Linked DNA regions of Homo sapiens: region 1 is linked to region 2. A link is a loop called in an ENCODE intact Hi-C map of the cell type or tissue named here. Cell type or tissue: Panc1. All regions are shown on one strand.

Region 1 (8,000 bases), 100 kb after region 2:
GTCTGTTTCCTTTTTTCCTGAGCATGGTTCAGGGATAACTTTAGCCACTGAATTCCTTGAGCGTCAGGATCACCCAAGCTCTATTCTTTGTTGTGGACTCATCGTCCAGCATATAGTAAGCATTCAATAAATGGCTGAATTAATCAGTGTTCCCAATAAGAAAGGGTTGAGGACTTCTGGCTTTTGTACCCCTCAGCCTAACACCTGGTGCTGGCTCTGAGGAGCTTGCACCTGCTCCGAGGGTCAGGGCTAAGTGGTTTGAGCAAGTGGCAAGCTCACAGGTCCAGTTGGCTGAGGGCCTGACCCATGACGATCCATTTCCTTAAGCAAACGAGACATGTCAATACAAAGGTCACAAATAATCAGCAGCATAACTCCCCGACAGGTCTCCCTCTAGAGCAGGGGCGTCCAATCTTTCAGCTTCCCTGGGCCTCACTGGAAAAACAAGAATTGTCTTGGGCCACACATAAAATAGACTAACACTAACGATAGCTGATAAGCTTTAAAAATATTGCAAAAAAAAATCTCATAATTTTTTAAGAAAATTTACAAATTTACATTGGGCCGCATTCAAGGCCATCCTGGACTGCATGCAGGCCGAGGGTTGGACAAGCTTGCTCTAGAACCTTAAAGGAGAGAAAATCTCCTTTCACTTTGGTTCAGGACAAGAAACATTAATTGAGCAACTACTATGTGTCAAGAACAAGAACATAGATACAAATAAAGATATAAAAAGGAACATTCCCTTGACATTCAGGCCATGCTGTCCAACCCTCCAGAGAGTGGCCTCCATGGGGATCAGGAAAGGTGTATGTCAAATCACTCTGTGACCCCTAAAACACATATCTCATCCCCACAAGTCATTCTTTTACATGCTGCAATATAGTCATTGCATTACTTCAAAGCTATTCATCAGTTTTTCTCATGTAAACTCTTACTAAAAAAAATTCTAGGCACCTTTGTGATCGCTCAGGTACAAGGCTGCATTTCAGAATCTCATCTTGCCTCTGGCAAGTTCCCCACAGGAGACAAACACTAAAGATGGATTTGATATAACTATGTCAAACGAGGAATAAAGCAGACAAGTGTACTCACCAAGGTACCCACAGAGCACCTGGGACTGTCTGGAGCACAAGCTGCCCACTGAGCCAGAGGGTGTTGTAACAACTGGGCAGACAGCTAGGAGTTTTAAAAAGCACAGTCATTAGCTATTTTACTGAAGAGATGCCTGGCACAGAACTATACAAAGATTCAAAGTAGAAGAGGGACTCATTGAATGTTCTTATCATTTCCCCAGAAATAAGGTCCCTGCTACCTGGGGCCAGGGGATTAGACACTGAGGATCTAAGGAGGATTCCAGATTTTAGTCCCAGATCTTCTGGCATCCCTTAACCAGCAGTCAGACTCCTGAATTCAGTTTTCCCTTTAGCACGTTCTAATGTTAAAATAACAGAGTACAATTTACATACTGAAACGGTAAAATAAATACCTTGATTTATATTAAAGATGAATAAGAAAGGCTTTGACCTCCTTTGACAAAAGACAGTCTACCGATTAAGAATAAAACTTTGGTTTTCATTTGGCTGGCCTAGATTTCAGTGTTCTTAAAACCACCTGTCATCATTTCTAACCCGCATGTGAAAACTCCTTCTTGAATGAGTCAAAAATACAAGTGAATATTGGTTTGGGGCTACTTACCTACAGTTTAAAAAGCTAGAGCTCTCTGAAATGGACTAAACGCATCTTCCACAATAGTTATTACATCTGGAAAATTTGAACTTCACTTTCTTTAAAGTAACAGCAACCCAATTTGTATTTTGCCCACCATATTCTTAGAAAAGAAAGCACACCCCCTCCCCCACAAAATATCTCAAATTGAAGAGGAAATATTGCTGAGTGTTCAAAACTTTTTCCATTGGTGGTAAGGTCAATAAAAATATAGAATTTTTGCAGAAGAAGATGTTAATTCAAACCCCTGTTCTGTCACTGATTTCCTGTGAATCCATGGAGAAGTCTGTAAGATGAGGCAGACGTAACCCTGCCTCTGAGGGTTTTTATAAAATTGAAATGAGATGATATATTTAAAACAGACTGACAGACAAAAGGTGGTCAAGGAATATGAGCAGTTGTCTAACTTGTGTGACAAAAGAAGCCCTGACTGCCTATTAGGGCCTGGCATGAATATCATTCTTTCCTGGCTCCTTTCATACACTGGGAGTCCATGCACCTTCCATGTTTATAGAGCACGTCTTCTAGAAGTAACACTGCCACTATTCAGACCTGACTTGAAAACTTCTTTCAACACAAGACAAAGGCTTTGTGGACTCTTCTCTTGATTTATTTTTTATTTTTGCCATATGTGTGCCTCTTATCACTTGATTTTTAAATGGATAACAAAGACTTTTTCCATACTCTGGAACTTACCATGTCCAATATTCAGCCCACTATCAAGATCCCAGTGGCAGATTTTTCACAAATGTGTGGATTACACCTTCTAGGCGGAACACTCTTTAACTGAGATATGGGGCTCTGACTGGCCAGTGTGGCATGGAAGACGAAGACCCAACAGCGGGGATTCTATAAGCACATACTGCTATCATGTTGCCACCATATGCTGCTTCCAGCTGACATCTGCTCACATATGTTCCCACCAATAAGAAACCATGCTGTTTATTTTTAGAGGCTTCTCCACAGTCTTACAGGAAGAAAATTCCCTCAAATAACCAGTCAGCAAAGACAGGAAGCTACACTGGATATAAACGGTTTGTCACAAGATTAACAAGTCAGACAAAGTTTTCTCATTCGTATCTGACCTTTAAAAAGAGATGCTGAAAGTTATCTTAAATAAAAATCTCAAAGAATACAACCAGAGAAAGGTAGAATATGCAGAGTAAGTCACTTGGTTAGCAATACTTTTTCTTCAAACTATGGCCCTATGCATTTCTTGGGGGGATTTAAGTGCTTTTCCTGGGAAACAGCACCTTCTTCAGGCCAGTGTACGCCGTGGTGCAGAAGAGGGACAATTCTATTAAACAGAATTCAGATCCCAAGGTCACCCAGGTCATAGGAAGTCTGTGTGGGAATAAGATGAGGTAATTATTGTCACTTGCAATTTCCAGCCTGCAGTTCTCAAGTATGCACCTTTGGTTTACTTTCACTCTGCTATAAAACAGCATTAAAATCCCTTCTTTTCTTTCCTTTCTTTCTTTTTTGTTTTTAAGTAAGGCAGGAGGACAGGGAGCTCTGGTGCTGATCCAATGCCTTAGAAGTTAAGACCATGAATGAGATAGAGATGTAAGGATGCTAATGATTGTTCAGTCTACAGAAAGCAAACCTTAGTTTTAAAATAATCAGTTTTCAGGCCGGGCGCGGTGGCTCACGCCTATAATCCCAACACTTTGGGAGGCCGAGGCAGGCAGACCACGAGGTCAGGAGTTTGAGACCAGCCTGGCCAATATGGTGAAACTCCGTCTCTACTAAAAATACAAAAATGAACTGGGTGTGGTGCCACGTGCCTGTAGTCCCAGTTACTCAGGAGACTAAGGTAGAAGAATCGCTTGAACCCAGGAGGCGGAGGTTGCAGTAAACTGAGATCACACCACTGCACTCCAGCCTGGGTGACACAGTGAGACTCTGTCTCAGAAAAAGGAAAAAAAATCAGTTTTCAATCATCTACATCATTGAAGCAGCACTGAGGTATGGATACACTCTGTTTAGAACAGTGAGGCTTTGGATATATGCGAAAAGGCTTTGTAACAAAGAAATGTAAAGAATTCTCAAAATCTGAGGCATTTATAGTCTTACAAACATAACTTTTTTTATTTTAAATTTTATTTTATTTTATTTTAAGTTCCGGGATACATGTGCAGGATGTGCAGGTTTGTGACACAGGTAAACGTGTGCCATGGTGGTTTGCTGCACCTATCAACCCCATCACCTAGGTATCAAGCCCTGCATGCATTAGCAATGAATCCTGATGCTCTCCCTACCCCATCCCCACTGACAGACCCCAGTGTGTGTTGTTCCCCTCACTACGTGCATGTGAGAAACCTGATATTTTTAGAAGAACGCAGGCACTCACTAATTTATGATGGGGGACTATGGGTAACACAAGTCATAAAATAGAAACAGTCCTAGAATTAAAACTTCGCATGGGTAATTTACAAAGTAATTAAATGACTAGGAAGTTAATTAACTGTAACAATGTTGGGGTTTATTTTTGCCTGCAATGACACAGCTAAGAAATAAAGCAACAAAACAAAAATACACAGTGTTTCCAGAGTATGTTTCTGAACTATCTGCACAAGGATCACCTGGCCGCCTTATCAAGATGCAGGTTTCTGGAGCCCATCTTAAAACGAACTGAATTATAATCTGAATTGGAGTGGCTGACAAAGGCTTGGGAATCTACATTTATAAAGGTACATCAGTAATTATTTTGCATGGTAAAATTTGAGAACCCTGGTACAGGTTATTATGCCTTACAGGTTAGCAAGGCCTTTTACAGAACCTCATTTGACCTCAAAACAATCCAATCAGGTGAATCAAGGAAAAATTATTCCCTCATAAGGGCTATTTGTTCTGAGTAGGTAGTGGTTTTGTCTACTGTGAGGGTCTATAGGATAGAGATAAAGCCATTCTTACTGCAATGATATCTTAAGTAAAATTAGATGTCTTACAAATGTACAACTAAACTCCCTATCAAATAAGCTCCTGCCCTAATCCCTCCAGCCTCTCCACACAAACAAACAATGCATCTCTCTTGTGATATAGCAACTCTGTAAGTGGGTACAATCATTCCTCCCAACACTGAACTACAATGAGTTTCTACTCTTCTTAGAGAATTCTCAGCAAGAAAGGGAAAACTGATCCAAATGTATAACAATTCAGGGTCAGCTTAGATCAAGACCCTCTTTCTATAATCTGAGTACTTGTGACAAACAGTTAATAAAATTAGACATGACTTTACACACATAGTTTCATTATTGATGGTGATATTTTCTGACAGTGGAATTCTTCTGAAATACCTCTCTCTCCAGGACAAACTAGCACCGGTCACCTCATTCTACGTAGAAGAAAAGTGTAAGTTTAGTAGGTGGAATCATGGCAGTTCAGGACTTAGTTTAGAGATCCGATCAGTGATTTTAGTTAACACACATAATAACCTAAGGCTTAATACTATGAAGAGATACAAATGAGTGACTAAATTACTATCCAAAACAACTTAATGTTTTAAAAATGCCTCAAGATATCTCAGACAGAAAACAGTGAAGACAGGTACAAGAAACCCAGGGTGGTGAAGTTTAACAGATCCATCTGAAGGTGGAACCTCCTGCTTCAGAGCCTGAGGTCATGGCTATTATTCAGCTTTGCTTCTGCTTGGCTACTTCCAGGTAGGAGTCAGAGGTTTGGTGCACTCCTTCCTCTGTCTCCCTCTCGTTAACCTGCAGAGCCCAAAATGCCAAGGATGAACTTGAATGTAGAAACATTTTCCCCACAGAAAGCCCTGACTGACCTCTGGGGGGACCGTTCCTTGACCAAACCACCCATCCTTTGCACAGAAAAGTCCTCCATCTGTGATTGTTTCTTTATCTGTCTAAAGTAGAATCAGAATAAGTCATTCACACTTTTCTGGAGTTTCTAAGCCAGCAGTTTTATTACAAGAGTTCACTGCTGGGTGCGGTGGCTCACGACTGTAATCCCAGCACTTTGGGAGGCCAAGGCAGGCAGATCATGAGGTCAGGAGACTGAGACCATCCTGGCTAACACGGTGAAACCCCGTCTCTACTAAAAAAAATTAGCTGGGCATGGTGGGGGGTGCCTGTAGTCCCAGCTACTCGGGAGGCTGAGGCAGAAGAATGGCATGAACCCCGGAGGCAGAGCTTGCAGTGAGCTGAAATCGCACCACTGCACTCCAGCCTAGGTGACGGAGCGAGACTCTGTCTCAAAAAAAAAAAAAAAAAAGAGTTCACTATAAAGGAAGTAGAAACAACTGCAGTCATATTGCCATAAGATGTCAAAGCAAAAGTGAAAATAAGTGAAAATGAGATTAAGCCAATAGATAGGGGAATAAATGATCATATTTTAAAAAAATCAAAATAGAAGAAATGACAAAGTTACTGCTACATCTGGTGTAAACAGAAAAATCCCTGATAAACTTGGTCTAAGAAGCACTGACATTACCAACACTGAAATGAATCCAAAACTTTAAAATTAAATTATATTTCTCAGAAAATTCCCATCTATGTTTTGGCAACAATAAATATTTTAGAGCTCTGAAAATCCACTAAAAAGTACACAGTCATCTTTTTCAGATGGAGAGATTTGCAAAGACCAGTGGACTTGCGGTCATTTCAGTGTCTTTCTCAAAACCAAATTTTGCATTCTTGCTTACAAGATGAAGTAACAAATAAGGATTCTTACAATAGCCTAAAATTATGAATGAATAGTTATTTGCAAACTAGCTTGTCAAGACAGATGTGGTATTTGTCAGTGTCGTGTGGGTTAGATAAGAAAAGTAAAATAAACAGAGCCAAAGTCACAGTCACAACGTTTTTCTTTTTCTTTCAGAAGACCAAAAAGATACTACAGTACTTCCTGAAACAACAACTCCAAAAGACCAGTGTTATTCTTAAATAGCTACTCCATGACTTTTTCTTCAGAAACGCAGCGTCTCTTCTTCAGAAATAACCTGTTTCATAATTACCGACATATAGATAGCTTGGAAGGCCTGAGGGACGGGGACACGCTAGTGGAACATGCTAGTGTGAGAGAAAAACAGCTGCCTGTGGAGGGATGGAAATGCATTCAAACTATTTCCAGAAGGTTTGGACTTTACAATATCCAGGAAGCATTTTCCATTTGCCTTAAGTTCCTCAAGTCATTGTGGTTGAGGGAACATCTAAGCCAAACATTTCTGACTTATCAGGCAGTAACAAATCCAAGCGTTCATTTGAGAGAATGAAGGGATGGTCCCGGCCCAGGGAGGACCGCTTTCTCAGCACGATGAGGCTTTCCCTCCTAACAGACACTAAAGCCAGTGAATTCAATTCCTCTTGGACAGCAATGTTTTTCCACATCACTGAAGTGGTGTTACTGGGTTGCCCCAGGAAAGCCAGGATGCTAACTCACTGAGAGAATATGTTGCACTGTGAACAACTACCCAAGGCCTTAGTGTGGCTTCCCCTCTCTGATATCATTTCTACTCCTCAAACCCTCTGCAGTTACTCTCGACCAGCCCCTCCCCTTCATCTCATCCAGCTTCCTCTTTGAGATTTCTTTTTTTTTTTTTTTCATTTTTCAGATGAAGTCTTGCTCTTGTCTCCCAGGCTGGAGTGCAGTGGCGCAATCTCGGCTCACTGCAACCTCTGCCTCCCGGGTTCGAGCAATTCTCCTGCCTCAGCCTCCCAAGTAGCTGGGATTACAGGCGCCTACCACCATGCCCGGCTAATTTTTGTATTTTAAGTAGAGACAGGGTTTCACCATATTGGCCAGGCTAGTTTCAAACTCCTGACCCCAGGTGATCCACCCGCCTCAGCCTCCCAAAGTGCTGGGATTACAGGCGCCAGCCACTGCACCCGGCCTCCTCTTTTAGATTTCTACACCGTAATGTCATACTATTGCTAAAGCCGCCTTTAAAATGAATTGCCTGAAGGCTAAGAGGCGGCTGTGGCCAGTGCTTGGTTGCGGAGGTGAGATGAGGTCTACATGAGTATAACCACAGCTGCCTGACCTGCCTCAGCCTTGACTCCAAATGTCCTGGTTTCTTTTCAACCAGTGGAAGTGATGAGAGACAGGACACCTGTGAGGAGAAGCGAAACCAGCCCCAGAAGCACATTACATAGAAGCCCCGCCTGCATGTCAGTCTTTTATAGGCAACATCCCCTCTGTTCTTTGATTTTGGACTTTGGGATCCAGAAAAATAAAGAGGCAAGTACTATGTGACACATATGAACCTTCAGAGATCAGTTCAAATAGTTTAAATAATTTTTCCCGGCTGG
Region 2 (8,000 bases):
GATAATTTCAGGATCTGGGATGAAATCATTAAGATTTGTTGAAGCTCAGAAGAATGGCTTGGGGCAAAACAGGGATGTCACAGGGGAACAGCCAGTTAGCCATTGGTCAAGCAGTTTTCAACATGGCATTGCTTTAGTGAATGAGTCACAAGCCAGGATCTGGCCCTCAGACTTTGCAGCCCAGCAAACGGACCTTATCAATAATCCCAGACATGGTCAGAATCTTGGGGAGCCACTCACACACTAGTCCACAGGAGATTAATATATAAGCCAAAAGACCAATTTACTAATTTATTATGGGTGATATCTCTGTCCAGAGTCTTGAATGTTTGCCCCTCCTAGCTAAGGTATCCCTTTGCACACGCTGATGGAAACGTTCCCATCTTCCCAGCTGGGAAACTGGGTTATTAATCTGAATGTTGTTTGGTTGGCATGGAACTGAAACAAATGGAAGGGAAATGTCTCAAGGATCATGTCATCTAAGTGAAGACATGGTTCAATAAAATTTCCATCATATCACAGAGAACAATCCTCCACATATGTGTCCCCCAAATTCAGCCATCTCAATCCTCTAAGATTGAAGGTAAATTATTAATTCTGTTATTCCTTTCTTCTTGTGCTGCATGTCTTTATTTAAAAGTTTAAGATTATAGTTAACTAACATCTAATTACTATTTCTATAAACCCCAGAAGACACGCTATTTCTGTTATATGCTTATTTAATTTCTTTAGATTTCTAACAGCAACCTTTCTTACCCCTTGTCTAAGTTTCTTGGGAAAGCCTTGCCATCACCCCAATGTATCGTCTTTAAACTTTAGGATTCAACCATTCACTGAAGATATATTCATTTATCTGAAACATATTGAGTATATGCTAAGTGCAGAGCACTGGGGTGGGCATAGTTCAAAGCACAAAAAGAAAAGAGGAGATAAGCCCTGCTGCCAGGAAATCTCAAATTCATTTAGGGAGACGAACTATACACACACACATCCAAAAAAATAATATAGAGCAGTACATCATTTAGTGACAAATACGCAGTAGAGTTCAAAGGAAGGAATAACTAGAATTGTTCAGAGAAGGTTTTTGTTTTGTTTTGAGACCGGATCTCTCTCTGTCACCCAGGCTGGAGTGCATGGAGTGCAGTGGTACAATCATTGCTCATGGCAGGCTTGACTTCCCTGGCTCCAGTGACCCTCCCACCTCACCTCAGCCTCCTGCTTAGCTGGGACTACAGGCGTGCACCACCACACAAGGCTAATTTATTTTTATTTTTATTATTATTATTTTTTTTTTGTAGAGAGAGGGTTTCACCATGTTGCCCAGATGATCTTGAACTCCTGGGCTCAAGTAACCCACCCACCTCGGCCTCCCAAAGTGCTGGGATGACAGGCATGAGCCACTGCTCCCCACTCAGAAAAAAATGTTTAATGGAAAAAGTGGGATTTAGGAGAAAAACTGAATAAATTTCTTCTTAGATTAAGGCAAGATTTCTCAATCTAGGCACTATGGATATTGTGAGTCAGAGAATTCCTTGTCATGAGGGCCTTTCTCATGCATTCTAGGGTATCTAGCAACAGCCCTGGCCTCTACCCACCATGCTAATAGCACCTTTCCCTTAAGTTTCCACAACCAAAAAACCTCCAGAAATTGTCAAATATCCCCTGAGGGGCAAAATCACCTCAGGTGAGAACCGTAAGGTTTAGGTGACTGGTCATGTAAGTGAATTATTCAACTGACCCTTAGAGATGGGTGAACAATGCTCAGGGGAGAGGTTAGGGCTAAAGATTCAGAGTGGTGAGCTGGCAGCACTGGATGTGAATAAATAATTCCAAGGACTGGGCAAGAGGAGGATCTAAGAGAAGAGGTGGGCCTGGGACTGGATATAGCATAACTGTTGTTATAACATTTATTTTTTGCATGAACACTAATGTTTTATAAGTACTTAAAAGGTTCCCATCTTTATCTAAATTGGTGACATTTTAAAATAGATCTGTCTTTGAAAATACTACAAATAAAGAGGAGGGGTGGGAACATACAACTAATTATCTCAGGAGACATCTAAATAATATCTCAGGGCCGGGTGTAGTGGCTCAGGCCTGTAATCTTAGCATTTTGGGAGGCCGAGGCGGGCGGATCACTTGAGGTCAGGAGTTCCAGACCAGCCTGGCCAAAGTGGTGAAACCCTATCTCTACTAAAATACAAAAATTAGCAGGGTGTGGTGGCTCTTGTCTGTAATCCTAGCTACTCGGGAGGCTGAGGCAGCAGAATTGCTTGAACCCGGGAGGCGGAGGTTGCAGTGAGCCGAGATAGCGCCACTGCACGCCAGCCTGAAGGACAGAGCAAGACTCCCTCTAAAAATAATAATAATAATAATAATAATATCTCAGAAGACACATAAATTTGTCCTATAAGAAAAAAAATAGAATTATGAGAATACCACCAACAAAAATTTGCAAGGGGAGCAGAAAGTTTCCTCCTTACTGTATATAATTTTGCTTGAGAACTTGAAATTTAAACTGAGTGCCTGAAATATTATTACAAAGCACATTTCAAAATAGCAGTCGTCATAAGAAATGTCATTCACAGCTATCATCCAATACCTTTCCAGAGTGGTGTTTTTCCCGCCCTTTAGGGCTGCACATGAGCAAAATCTCAATCATCATCAATAGCCATTTGGTTTTCCCAAAATGCTTAATGGAACAAGCCAGCTTGGGAGAAGTAATTGTTATCTGTGGCCAGTCTGTGTCTTTGCTAGTGACCCTGGAGAGGGGACCAAGAAAGAGGGCAGCTGGCCAAGGGGCGCCTGATACCACAGCAGGCCTGTGTGTAGTCCGTGAAGGGAAGTCATCAGCGGGCTCACTGTCTTCCAGATATATTTTGTAATAATTCTAGCAGGAAGTGAGAAGGCCCAGTGAGTCATGCAGAAATACATCCTTAAAAAAAAAAAATCCATTTGACCTTTCCAACTTGTCCAGATGTACACCGTTTTTAAATTTTGCTTGTTTTTAACTCACCATACAAACAGGTACTGTGAGGAAACCTGGTTAGGTGTTGGTCCCAGGAGACTCTTTCGCCTAGAGTGTGGTGCCCAGAAGCATAAAGGGGCACAGAGGAGAACAACGGATTCAGAGAGGAAACTGGGCTGTATCTGAAACCTTTAGCAGCCTTGCGGAATTAGTTTCAATTCTTTGTATTTTGCTCTTTGCCTGGCCTCCAGCGTGTCGGGAGCAGCGGTGCAGAAACAACGCTGATTCAGAAAGTCTGGTTGCCAGACATTCTGTTGGAAACAGAAATCCGAAAGGGATTCTGACCTGTGTTGAGGGGGCAAGCTGGACATGGCTAGGGCCTGTTATCCTTGCATGCAGAGGAAAGAATCAGAATCCCTTGAGTCAAAAAAATCACAGTGCAAAGCAGCCTTAAAAAAGAAAGAAATAAAATAAAAGTGCTCACTTTCCTTGGATTTTCAGAGTTTTGGGTTAGGCTCCAATGGGAAATGCCACAGCGGGGAAAATATTCTCAGACAACTTCTCCCCCCACAACCCCTCCCCAGATAAAACCTTTTCTATGCAGTGATTCTTTCAAGCCACAGAGACATGTTTAGGGTAAATTTTATTTTATCCAAACCCTTTTATCCATTTTTTTTTACCGTTTATTCCTTTTCTTCCCCAACCATTACCATTTGCTTCCTTTAAAAAAAGAAGAAACTGCTCACATGATGGCACACACTTGAATAGCTCCAAGACCTATTCTTAGACTGATATATAAGGAATTTACTCACCACTCCCTTCGGATTAATGGGCATTAACCTTTGGAATACAGTCTTTTTATGTATGTCAGGGTATTTTTAAGAATGGGAAAACCCAGGATACAGATAAACAACAATGGTTCCAAAGGAGAGTTATTTTTAGACCTGACATCCCCAAGTACATAAAGCTACAGACACCAAAATGGTTCTCACTCATGTGCCCCTCCTGTCACTTTTACAAATCACTCTCCACCCACCTGCTTGGTCTGGTATGTTCGTGCATGTGCACAAACATGCACACACATGTGCATATACACCTCAGACCTCTGCATAAAATCCCACTGTCACAATCTCTAGTTTTGATCAAAACCCAAATCATGCTGAAGAGTAAAATTGTAACAGTTTCCCCCAGATAAAAGATCATTCTTGATAAGGCTTTCTCCTAAAACTTTTGTAAAAATTGCTGGGGTGGTTGAAAGTTTTTCTATACACATTTAAATGTTGGATGTTTCTCCAAACCAGTCTTGAACTCTTGAGGGCGTCATGGTAAAATGCTGGCGATGTTCCTGCTGTTACTACCAACAACCAGCCTCTGAAAAAATGGACAGAGACTCCGTTGAAGAGAATGGAAAAAGCTCACTTATGTGATACTGCATATAAAATCTGCAACGGAAAAGAAAGTAATAGCACCTGAAAGTTTAATACATTTATGCTGATCTAGAGCACTCTGTTGAGGTTCACTTGGGACATGCAAAATTACATGTTTATTTCCCAAATGTAAGTCTATCTAAAATACGGAGGAGTACACTTTAGAGGATCTCTTGCTTTCCACTTATGTAGGGTATATTTCATACTCTAAAGAACTAATAGAAGAACTAATAGGGTCTGAGGATAATGTGAACTGTCAGCCATATATAGTGAACGGTTAGCCACATATATATATGGCTATATATATATATATAGCCATATATATATACAGCAACCATTTGGCTGCTGTTTATATATACACATATGTATGTGTATATACATATATATACGTATATACACACACACATATATGTGTATATGTGTATATACATATATACATATACACATATATGTGTGTGTGTATATACATATATATACGTATACACACACACACACACTCATATATATATATATACACACACACACAGCAGCTGAATAGTTCTAACAACCAGAGGGAATCAGTTTCTTTGGATGGTTTTACCAAAATTGTCTAAGCATGTTTATGTTCCAGGAGCAGAAATATCATTGTGTTAACAATTTTAAAGATCTTAGTCAATTGAGTCACTATCTGGGATTTCTTTCCAAATAATCCAGTGGAGGAAAAGGGAAAGTGAAGAATAATGTAAATAAAGCAGTTGTAGATGAATAAAGGATACATGAGGCTTCTGTATTCTTCTTGCTACTTTTGTATATGTTTGAAATTTTCCATGATAATAAACTTTTAAAATTTCCACATAGCCATTCATTTATTTCCAGTATTAACTCTTTGAGTGACTTTCAAAACAGCACATTTTTCCAGTTGAATTCACATGATTAAAGCATACATATAGGTAGCAGTCTAGTTTGGGGGCTTTACGGAGCAGTGTAAGCAATAAGACACCCAGAGACCCAAATCCTGGCTTCGCCACTTCCTAACAGAGATCTCAGGCAAAATTACTTACACTCCCTGAACATGGTGATTTTATATGTAATTTGATGAGGATGATAATAATATCTACTTTATCATAAAGTCATTTTGAAGGGTAAAGAAGTTAATAGAGCTAAAAAGGTCTCGATGCAATTGGTGATTAATAAATATGCGGTGTATTTTCCATCAAAATCATTATTGGAATGTTAAAAGCCAAAATTATTTCAAACTAAAAAAAGAGAAAAACCAGAGTAAGTGCTTATTTAGGTATGAATTTGACCTACATATATCAAGCACCATTTGTGTGCTTTGAACTGTGCCAGGCACAACACAGAATAATATATAATCATTGTTTTAGAGAATCCTATAGCCTTGTGGTGGACAGATAGACAAATTTATATACCAGTGAAGAAGAGCCAAAACAGGGGTATGGATGTGGAACTCCTGGAGTCCTAGAGAGGACACTGTGAGCCCAGCCCAGAAGGGGTCATTGAGTCGTTAATCAGGCACTCAATTAGGGCATCCTACTGACCACTAAGCCCTGCTCCACAGCCTCCCAGGGAATCCATCCAAGCTCCTGGCCAATCCTTTGCCTCCCCTGGCCATATCCTAGGTAACCAACAGACAGCCACGGAAACGGAGCATACACAGTGGAAGGAAACCAGAACAAATAACCTCTGGCATTTCCACTCATTTCAAGACAGTACATCTGAATTGTTAATAAACAGAGAACAGAACTGTTGGAAGGAGCATAGCAGATTGGAGGGTCTAGCTGGAGGGGCTAGGGTGGGGATTTGGGACAGAGGGGGATATAATGGGAACATTTGAAAGGTTGTTTATTGCCAGTACATGGGGTCAGCTGCAGAGCCCCTTGGCCATCAGAAGGCTGTCTCTTGCAGGCTTTGCCTTCAGGCAGGGGACAAAGAAGATGTGAAAACTGAAAAAGAGAAATAGCTGGCAGGGAGGAGAGTGTGCAGAAAAAGGCAATGCTCCAAATAACTTGCCCCTCCTATTTTCTATTGGCACTATAAATACCATTCTAAAATGTTACCGTAACTTAAGGAGTCTCTTTTAGGAAGCATTTGGTAGTGAGTCATCCCACAACTATGTATAAAGCTGAACACCCTGCTGTGACTCTGTGAAACTCCTCAACTGGCTTTTACCGGGTCTGTTTTGGAATCCCATCTCTGTGGCAAGGAAGGACATGTGCAATTTGCAGACAAGGTCACCTTTGCTGCCATGATCTCGACCACTGCACTTACTCCTGTCTTGCCCAGGGGACTTCCAGGAGAGGAGGGGGAGCGTCAGAAACCTGGACAACACAGATCCACTTTTAGGAGAGGAAGGCAGGGGCTAAATTTAATGAATAAAATGTTTTTGGAACACGACACTTTTCAGATGACAGGCTACAGACAAAAGAGAAATAGACCCAGGGTTCAAGGCAATGGACTCGAGACAATTGAATCTTATTCCCAAATATCCTAGATGCACTTTTGCCCGGTGTCTTTCTGCTGCAGAGGCCAAGCCGCCATTTTGGCCACCTGCCTAAGTAAGCTCCACGCACTTCCCTTTCAGGCCTCATCCCCTCCACCCCGTGGCTCTTCAGAAAGTCAGCAAGAACAATCAAGGGCCCGCACTGTGCTGACACAATGCTAGCAAAATTGTCACATTACCTTACACAGAGAGGGCCTTTCCGTTTATATGGAATCCTTACCAAACCCCTTGACATAGGCAGTGCTTATTAGCTTTGGGTTATTGATGTGGTTTAATGATTCTATCTTTTGAATAAAATATATCTGTCAGTATAATAATGTGTGTTTACTATGTGAAGATAGTAAAGCAAAAAATAATACTAACCCAAAGAGATAAGAACTAGTCTCGCATCACACAGAGATAAGAACGGTGAGCCTTTTGGTCCGTTTCTCTGCTGCATTGCATAGCAGCAGGTCAGCGCGTAGGCTCTGGAGCTCATTGCCTGCTTTTGTATTCTTAGCTCCTCCTTTTAAGACCTGTATGACTTTGGCCCATCTACTTCTCTGGTTATCTCACATTACTCACCTGAGAAATGGAGACTGTAATAGACTCTGTCTCATAGGGTTGTTGTAAAGACTACGTGTATTAATAAATGCGAAGCACTTAATAGTGCTGATAATCAGTGCCTGATAAAGTAAGCAGTATGGAAGTGTTTGCTCTTCTCAAGGTTCAGCTATTCTCTGCATGCACTTTTCTATACTGCTTGCCACTTCAAATCGAACTAGATATATTTTTTGTATGATATCAGCAATTCTTCATGAACAATTTTGTAACATTTCTGCTTTCTAATGATAAACTATTAAATATTTGTATAGAAAATCTAGAAAGTATAGAAAAGCACAAAAAAGAAAATGACAGTGTCACCAAATCTTACTGCTCTTAGGTAACAACTGTTACAAATTTACTATGTGTCTCATTATTTTTCTATATAGAGATTTTGGCAAAATTTAACCAACAATTGTGAGCATTTTACATTTTGCTAAATATTCTGCTATAGCATTTTAATAGCTCGATTGAGGCATATAATTTACATACTATAACATTCACTCAATCATAAGAGTATAGT

What was found. Peaks named below come from ENCODE experiments on the same cell type or tissue, not always from the same donor. Only the 100,000 strongest peaks of a DNase experiment are listed, where the experiment ranks them.
Region 1: it touches region 2 in a loop (2.2-fold over the local background); 16 of 110 quality-filtered maps call a loop at or near these places.

What each region holds. Positions count from the first base shown.
Region 1 is chr1:218,356,513-218,364,512 of GRCh38, reverse strand. All of the region lies in intron 1 of TGFB2 (transforming growth factor beta 2), which reads right to left. Among named protein-coding and RNA genes, the nearest start is that of TGFB2-AS1, 15 kb to the right of the region's middle. In Panc1, CTCF peaks have their summits at 2,800 and 3,002; no DNase peak of the experiment used is centred here; H3K4me3 peaks cover 1,577 bases; H3K27ac peaks cover 8,000 bases.
Region 2 is chr1:218,458,610-218,466,609 of GRCh38, reverse strand. No RefSeq gene overlaps it. Among named protein-coding and RNA genes, the nearest start is that of TGFB2-OT1, 20 kb to the right of the region's middle. RefSeq lists enhancers at 6,389-6,683, 6,432-7,431. In Panc1, a CTCF peak has its summit at 4,290; DNase peaks (open chromatin) are centred at 3,092 and 6,519; H3K4me3 peaks cover 2,083 bases; H3K27ac peaks cover 8,000 bases.